2 separate regions of the Homo sapiens genome follow, and region 2 is linked to region 1. Evidence: chromatin contacts called from ENCODE Hi-C or POLR2A ChIA-PET data. All regions are on one chromosome and are shown on one strand. Each heading gives the region's core, a stretch centred on a gene start or an enhancer-like site at or near the end of the contact. The rest is flanking DNA. Distances are from core to core; before and after follow the strand shown. Region 1 has its middle 30 kb from the start of PRKCA. Region 2 overlaps PRKCA (protein kinase C alpha).

What was found. Hi-C counts contacts between places; a loop is a spot of excess contacts on that map. ChIA-PET counts read pairs that join two places held with the same protein, here RNA polymerase II (POLR2A). Pooled maps may share reads with other maps.
Region 2: a map of PC-3 shows a loop between it and region 1 (3-fold over the local background). The contact joins two enhancer-like sites. A Hi-C loop is called at or near these places in 1 of 168 maps with a recorded cell type or tissue (PC-3) and 1 of 50 pooled maps. POLR2A ChIA-PET finds 5 or more read pairs at or near these places in 1 of 52 experiments (IMR-90).

Annotation. Positions count from the first base shown.
Region 1 is chr17:66,271,102-66,274,870 of GRCh38, forward strand. No RefSeq gene overlaps it. Among named protein-coding and RNA genes, the nearest start is that of PRKCA, 30 kb to the right of the region's middle. Within about 2 kb of position 2,075, at least 5 of the 41 ENCODE cell types and tissues checked have a DNase peak (open chromatin) inside an H3K27ac peak, as active enhancers do; they include PC-3, where a contact is called at or near this core.
Region 2 is chr17:66,505,891-66,509,659 of GRCh38, forward strand. All of the region lies in intron 3 of PRKCA (protein kinase C alpha), which reads left to right. Among named protein-coding and RNA genes, the nearest start is that of PRKCA-AS1, 91 kb to the left of the region's middle. RefSeq lists an enhancer at 1,361-1,655. Within about 2 kb of position 1,866, at least 16 of the 41 ENCODE cell types and tissues checked have a DNase peak (open chromatin) inside an H3K27ac peak, as active enhancers do; they include PC-3, where a contact is called at or near this core.

The sequences.
Region 1 (3,769 bases), core at 825-3,324:
CACAGAAATGTACAACCATCACCACAGTCAATTAATTTTAGAACATTTTTATCATGCCCAAAACAAACCCTTTAAGCTATCACCCTCCTACTCCCCTAATCCTCTCATCCCTAGGCAGCCACTAATCTACTTCATTTCTCTATAAATTTCCCTGTTGTTAACATTTCAAACAAATGGAACCATAGAGTACATGGTCTTGTGTGTCTGGCTTCTTTTGCTTAGCATAATCTTGTCAAGATTCACCCATGTTCTAGCATGTATCAGAACTTCATGTGGCTCATGCCTGTAATCCCAGCACTTTGGGAGGCTGAAGTGGGCAGATCACTTGAGGTCAGGAGTTTGAGACCAGCCTGGCCAAGAGGATGAAGCCCCGTCTCTACCAAAAATACAAAAATTAACCAGGCATGGTGGTGCGTTCCTGTAATCCCAGCTACTTAGGAAGCTGAAGCAGGAGAAACACTTGAACCCTGGAACCCAGAGGTGAATATTGCAGTGAGCCAAGATCACACACTGCACTCCTACATGACAGAGCGAGACTCTGTCTCAAAAAAACAAAACAAAACAAAAAAACCTTCATTCCCTTTTATGGCTGAATAATATTCCACTGTATGGATATACCACATTTTATTTATCCCTTCATCAGTTGATGGACATATTTGGGTTGTTTCCACCTTTAGCTATTATGACTAGCATTACTATAAATATTCATATACAAGTTTTTGTGTGGACATATGTTTTCATTTCTCTTGGGTACATGACCAGGAGTGAAATTGCTCTAGGCTTCCGTTAAGAGTAACTGTGAGATTCATTCTATATTGTTCATCAGATGGTCCCCAACAGGATGGATGGAGCTCCAGTGTCCACACTGAGAAGCTCAGCAAGACAGCCTTCATTGTTGCCACCTCCTTTTACATCTCACTTTCCTCACTCCTACAGCCTTGCTCCCTAGGATGACTCCCAAAATAAACTCCCGACACCCATGCCCTTGCCTGTTGTTCTGCTTTCAGGCAATCCAAATGAAGATATGAAAGTTCGGCCAGGCACGGTGGCTCATGCCTGTAAACCCAGCACTTTGGGAGGCCAAGGGAGGCAGATCACTTGAAGTCAGGAGTTCGAGACCAGCCTGGCCAACATGGTGAAACCCCGTCTCTAATAAAAATACAAAAAAATTAACCAGGCATGGTGGTAGGCACCTATAATCCCAGCTACTCAGGAGGCTGAGGCAGGAGAATTGCTTGCACCCAGGAGGCGGAGGTTGCAGTGAGCCGAGTTTGTGCCACTGTACTCCAGCCTGGATGACGGAGTGAGAACCTGCCTCAAAAAAAAAAAAAAAAAAAAAAAAAACAAAAAGATATGAAAGTGCATAAGAGTTCAGGCCTGTTCGTGTTCCTGTTCTTCACGTGTCAGAGGCAAGAAGCATGAGGCCTCTTCACCTTCCATAAAGGGAGATGGCGCCCACTGCACAAGGTGTCTGATGTAAACTAAGAAAAACCAAATAACAACAGCAACCAAAAAAAGGTGAAAGTCACAAGGTGATCCCAACGGGTGGAGGAAGAGGACTAGCATGTTAGATGCATATGATGCTAACAGGGGCCCTGTATGCATTATTCTGTTTAATTCCCACAACAGCCCGGAGAGGTTGATAATTTGCCTGGGGTTATCCCAGAAGTGAAGGAGCCCAGATCAGCAGCCAGGTTCCTCCGATTCCAGTGGCTGTCCTCTGTCACCTCTCCCCACCCTCTGGTCAGTGCTCTTCACAGCAAACTGGTAATTTCCTAACTGCCTTTAAGTGAAAGTATCTTTTTGGCTCCACATTCTACTGCAAAGGAAGCCAGATGCTATTTTTCAGTCCTGTGAACTTTCCATTTCTGGCAGGTGGCTGGCTCTCCTTTTCCCTGGATAGAATGTAATTTCCATTTGCTTTCCAGCAATCTTATTGATTGAACATGCTTCCAAATTTTTTCATCTTTGACACGTTTCTTACAATGTAATTTTACAGGGCAGGAATCATCCTTGTTGAAGAGGAGAGTCCAAGACGGGGCGGCATTCTTGTGTAATGAGTTGCTTTAGCTTTTTCTTTTTTTCTTTTTCTTTTTTTTTTTTTTTTGGCTAAAACTAAGAATGTGTCAGTGGCAAACACTAAAAATCCACCCCCATTTACTTCTTGTGGCTGTTCCTGAGGGATGTCAGTGATAAAGTCACCCAACTTACAAACTTTACAGTGAGTCACTCATCCCATTAAAGGCCCTTGAGATGTACGATAACAGCAAAAAAAAACCCCACCTTTCCAGAAGGATATCATAACAATTAGAAAATCAGTCATGATGGCAGTGAACCTCAATGTTCTGATCCACAAAATAAGGCTTTGGTGAAGAATAAATGAAATTACATTTGTGAAAATTTTGCAGTGTGAGCTTTTATTACTCGTATCTTTACAAAGAACATAATAGATACTGCTACATTTTTGCAAAGCAAGCTGACATCTGGAGTATGAAACAATCATTAATAATTATCTGTGCTGGTCAGGCATGGTGGATCAAGGTTGTAATCCCAGCACCTTGGGAGGCCAAGGCAGGGGGATTGCTTGAGGCCAGGAGTTTGAGACCAGCCTGGCCAACATAGTGAGACTCCATTTATATAAAAAAATTAAAAATCAGCCAGGTGTTGTGCCACACACCTAAATTCCTAGCTACACTGGAGGTTAAGACAGGAGGGTTGCTTGAGCCCAGTAATTCAAGGCTATAGTGAGCTATGATTATGCCACTGCACTCTAGCCTGGGAGACAGAGATAGAGCCTGTCTCTCAAAACAAAACGAAAACAAAACAACAACAACAAAAAGCTGGGCACAGTGGCTCATGCCTGCAACCCCAGCACCTTGAGAGGCCAAGGCAGAAGGACTGCTTGAGTCCAGGAGTTCTAGACCAGCTGGACAATGTACCAAGACCCCCATCTCTTTAAAAAGTGTAGCTGGGCCTGGGTGGTACATAACTGTAGTCCCAGCTACTCAAGAGGCTGAGGTGGCAGGATCCCTTGTGCCCAGAAGTTGGAGGATGCAGTGAGCTGTGATAGCTACACACTCCAGCCTAGGTGACAGTGACAGAGCAAGATCCTGTGTCTAAACAAGAAAAAGAAACGGTATCTGTGCAAAAAAAAAAAAAGTATTCAAAAGTCTAAACCTTGTGTTAGAGACAGCCATTGCACAAACAAGAAGAAAGGGAATTCATTAGACCATGCATAAGTATCAGAAAGAGCCTGAATGTTTTTTTAAATCATTATTATTTACAATTTTTTTTTTTTTTTTTGAGACGGAGTCTTGCTCTGTCACCCAGGCTGGAGTGCAGTGACGCGATCTCGGCTCATTGCAAGCTCTGCCTCCCGGGTTCACGCCATTCTCCTGCCTCAGCCTCCCAAGCAGCTGGGACTACAGGTGCCCGTCACCGCGCCTGGCTAATTTTTTGTATTTTTAGTAGAGACGGGGTTTCACTGCATTAGCCAGGATGGTCTTGATCTCCTGACCTCGTGATCTGCCCGTCTCGGCCTCCCAAAGTGCTGGGATTACAGGCGTGAGCAACTGCGCCTGGCCTATTTACAAAAATTTTTTAGAGACAGAGTCTTGCTCCATCATCCGGCTGCAGCCTGGACTTCCTGGGCTCTGACAATCCTCCTACCTCAGCCTCCTGAGTAGTTAGTATTACAGGCATAGGCAACCATGCCCAGCTAATTATTTTTAAAGTGTTTTGTAGAGGCAGGGTCTCACTATGTTGCCCA
Region 2 (3,769 bases), core at 616-3,115, 230 kb after region 1:
GCTATGTTGCCCAGGCTGGACTTGAACTCCTGGACATAAGTGATCCTCCTGCGTAGCTGGGGAGACAGGCGTGAGCAGCTTCACCTGGGGCATGTTTGGTTTTTTAAAAATTATTTACTTGGAGGCCAGGCGCTGTGGCTCATGCCTATAATCCCAGCACTTTGGGAGGTCAAGGCAGGTGGATCACCTGAGGTCAGGGGTTTGAGACCAGCCTGGCCAACATGGTGAAACTCCATCTCTACTAAAATTACAAAATTTAGCCAGGCATGGTGGTGTGTGCCTGTTCTCCCGGTTACTTGGGAGGCTGAGGCAGGAGAATTGCTCAAACCCTGGAGGCGGAGGTTGCAGTGAGCCGACATCGTGCCACTGCATTGCAGTCTGGGCGACACGGTGAGACCCCGTCTAAAAAAAAAAAAAATTATTTACTTGGGATCTGGCCTAGGCAACATAGCGAGACCCTATTTCTTAAATTAAAAAAAAAGGTCATATTACTTAATGATCATATTTACACAGTGAATTCTTTGTGAGAGGGTCCTGTGTGTTTTCTCTTTGAAAGCCGAGTGCCTGATACAGGGCCTGGCACAAATTAGATACTCAAAAAGTATTCGTTGAACCAAAGAGAATGAGTTGGTGAAGGTCTGATAACCTAACTTGATCACCAGTCGTATTTATCCGGTCTTGAATTACTTGAATATTTACAGCTGTGCGTGAGACTTTTACTGAACTCCCTTAATACCCAAGAGTAGCCGTCTCATCAGCATCATTATTACGGCTGATGCTGGGGGTGTGGGGGAACACACCTGATGGGCTTTTCTGTTTTTCCCAGTAACTGTTTCAAAGTGTAGTCTTCACTATTTGGAATTTAGTTTAAGAAGTAGTGGGTGAGGCAATAGCTTTTGACTGGTTGGGATCAACAATTGGTATGATGGATTCCTTGTTTATTTTTTCTGACCGATCCAAGTGACTCAGTGATACTAGACATTTCGTGATGTACAAACAGCCAAATTACCTGACCCTGAGAACTGTTGTTGGAAATGGTGTCTGGAGAGCCTGCTGTAGGAGTGCAAATTCTCGGAAGCCCAGAGTTGGAAGATCCACGGCACAGGATGTGACATCTTTGTGATACCATGTATTTAGCGTCTCTTATGTGTCTGGTGTTTTTCTTGCATTTATTCATTGTATGTAAACATTAAATGTTTCTTGAGCATTTATTGTGTGTGAGGTATTATGGGAGGCAAAGGTTAAAAAACACAGTTCTTGTCTTCAAACAACTTATCCTTAGTGGGAAGTCATGTATATGAATAAATATTACTATTCAAATAGTCACTTCAGCGGATAACATACATAAATGCACTAGGTATGCATTATTGTTCCCATTGTACAGATGTGCAAATTGAGGCTTGAGGTAGTTAAGTGATTCTCCCGAGTGCAGTAGTAAGTGGAGCACTAAGCTTTGAACTGGACCTCTCAACTTCCAAACCTGTTCTTTTTCCACAGTACCACGTGACTGAACAGCAAAGCTAACTTAGGGGCAGTTTTCTGTCAGTGAAGGTTCCATTTTTGTGGGTGGAGTCTGGGGTCATTGTGACTATGAGAAATCTTAAAATGGTAAAAGAAATTTGGAATCATACAATCCTGAGACATTAACAGTAAAAACCTTCACAAGGCAGATTAGCAACGTGAACTAGTAAAGACAGGAGCATGTAGGGCTGATGGGACCGGGTGGGAGCTGGCAGCAGTTTGGAGACTTGGTTTAGGTCCTTCTGAAGAGGGTACAGAGTGGGACTTTTCAGGACATTGGGTTTCTGGAAAGATCCGTTTCAAGTGTCTACACCCTAAGCTGAAAGCCAGCCCAGAGAGCTTTTTGGCTCATGCTGGGGCTTATTCCTGGATTCTGATGAGTCATGTTTTTTAGAAGCTGAACTTCTAAACTTCTAAGCCGAGTCCCATTCAGTTAGCTGGTACCTTCCTCACCTTGGCTTTGTTTTCTGTTTTTGCTGCTTAATACATTTCCAGCAGGAGATTTAGGAAGGGTCTGTGGACAGAGAAGTAGATTTCCCAGGATCTAAGAAAAGAAGGTTGGTTTACTGTGGGTATTCTAGCTGTCATTATAACTGTGTTATTTTATTTATTTACAAAGGGATCATGAGCCAGAACCAATCATAACAATCAAATGAACCCACTCACTGTTTCAGCCTCTGATGGTGGCTAAGAGAAAACAGCAAGTGGGGAGCACCCCCCCTCACAGTCGCCTCTATTATGTTGTACCAGAAGCTGGGATCCAGCACCCTCAAACGTAGAGGCTTGTACTAGCAAGAGTCACATGGACAGTGGGAAGGTCCATTCTAATTATTTTGTTAGTAATTCAGTCTGTTCTATTTATTCTTATAATCTAGCACATTCCAAAACATATTTGTTTTGAGAATGATAAACCAAGGGGAAAAGTCAGGTTTTAAGAAGAATGTCATGGCCACGAAGATAACACTGCCGTTGGGCGTTGCCGTGGTTCTGACTGGGTGAAGGTTTCCCAGTGACCATCTTTGTGTGGAAAGAGCACTCTGCTCCTGATGTTGGGGATGTCATGCCACCCACGTACATCACTGTCCTCAGCATTCCAGCACTCTTGCCTATTCTCCGTGCATCTCTTCCACCCTGCAAGCCATTGCTTATGTCACCCTGATTGATCATGGTGTAACACCCAGCTGTCCTCTGCACACAGGATCCCAAGCCAGAAGTCTCAGGATTTTCTTGGTTGTCTCCATCTTTTTTTTGTTTCACGCACCTAATAGGTTTCCAAGTGCTACGAGTTCTGCTTTCAACTCTCTTTCCTCTCCATCTCCATAGCCACTGTCTTTGTGAAGGCCTTGTTGTGTGCTGTGAGTTGGTCTTACTGACTCTGGACTGTTTCTCCTCTATGAACTGTCTTTCATATTGCCACCCCGTGGTACTCCAGTTGTTGTTGTTTTTGTTTTTTAATGTGATTATGCACTCTCTTGCTTATCATCTTCCAAGGTTGGTACAGAGTCACTCACAGCGGCCTCACTGGCTGTTAGCTGTGGCTGCTGGCCAGGGAGTCCTAAGGTCTGCCCCACATTAGCTTGGGAGGGTAGTGCAGGTTTTTTACAAGGGAGTGGCAGTTTTCCAAGAAGGAACACCTCAGTGTACACACACTTAATAGGCTTCCCCTGGCGCTGTGTTTCCCAGTGTTTCATTGGCCAAAGCCCAGAGTCACTGTGAAGGTTTATGAATCAGGGTTCTCCAGAGAAAAGGAACGTGTGTGTGTGTGTATGTGTGTGTGTGTGTGTGTGTGTGTGTGTGTAAAGAGATTTAATATAAGATGTTGACTCAATGCAATTATGGAGGCCGGCAAGTCCCAAGATTTGCAGGGTGAGCTGGCAAGTTGGAGACCCAGGAGAGCCAATGGGATAGCACCAGTCTGATTCTGAAGGTCTGGGAGCCAGGAGAGCTGATGATGTAAGTTCCAGTCCAAGCTCAAAGGCAGGCAAGCTTAAGACATCAGCTCTGAAGTAAGAGCTGATGTTTTAGATTGAGTCCAAGAGCAAGAAAAAGCTGGTGACCAAATCTCAAGGCCTTCAGGCAAGAAGAATCCTCTCTTACTTGGAGGGAGAGGCAGTCTTTTTGTTCCATTCAGGCCTTCAACAGATTGGATGAGATCCACCTGCACTAGGAAGGACAGTCTGCTTTGCTCAACCTCCCGATCTAAATGTTAGTATCATACAAAAACACCATTGTGTAAACACCCAGAATA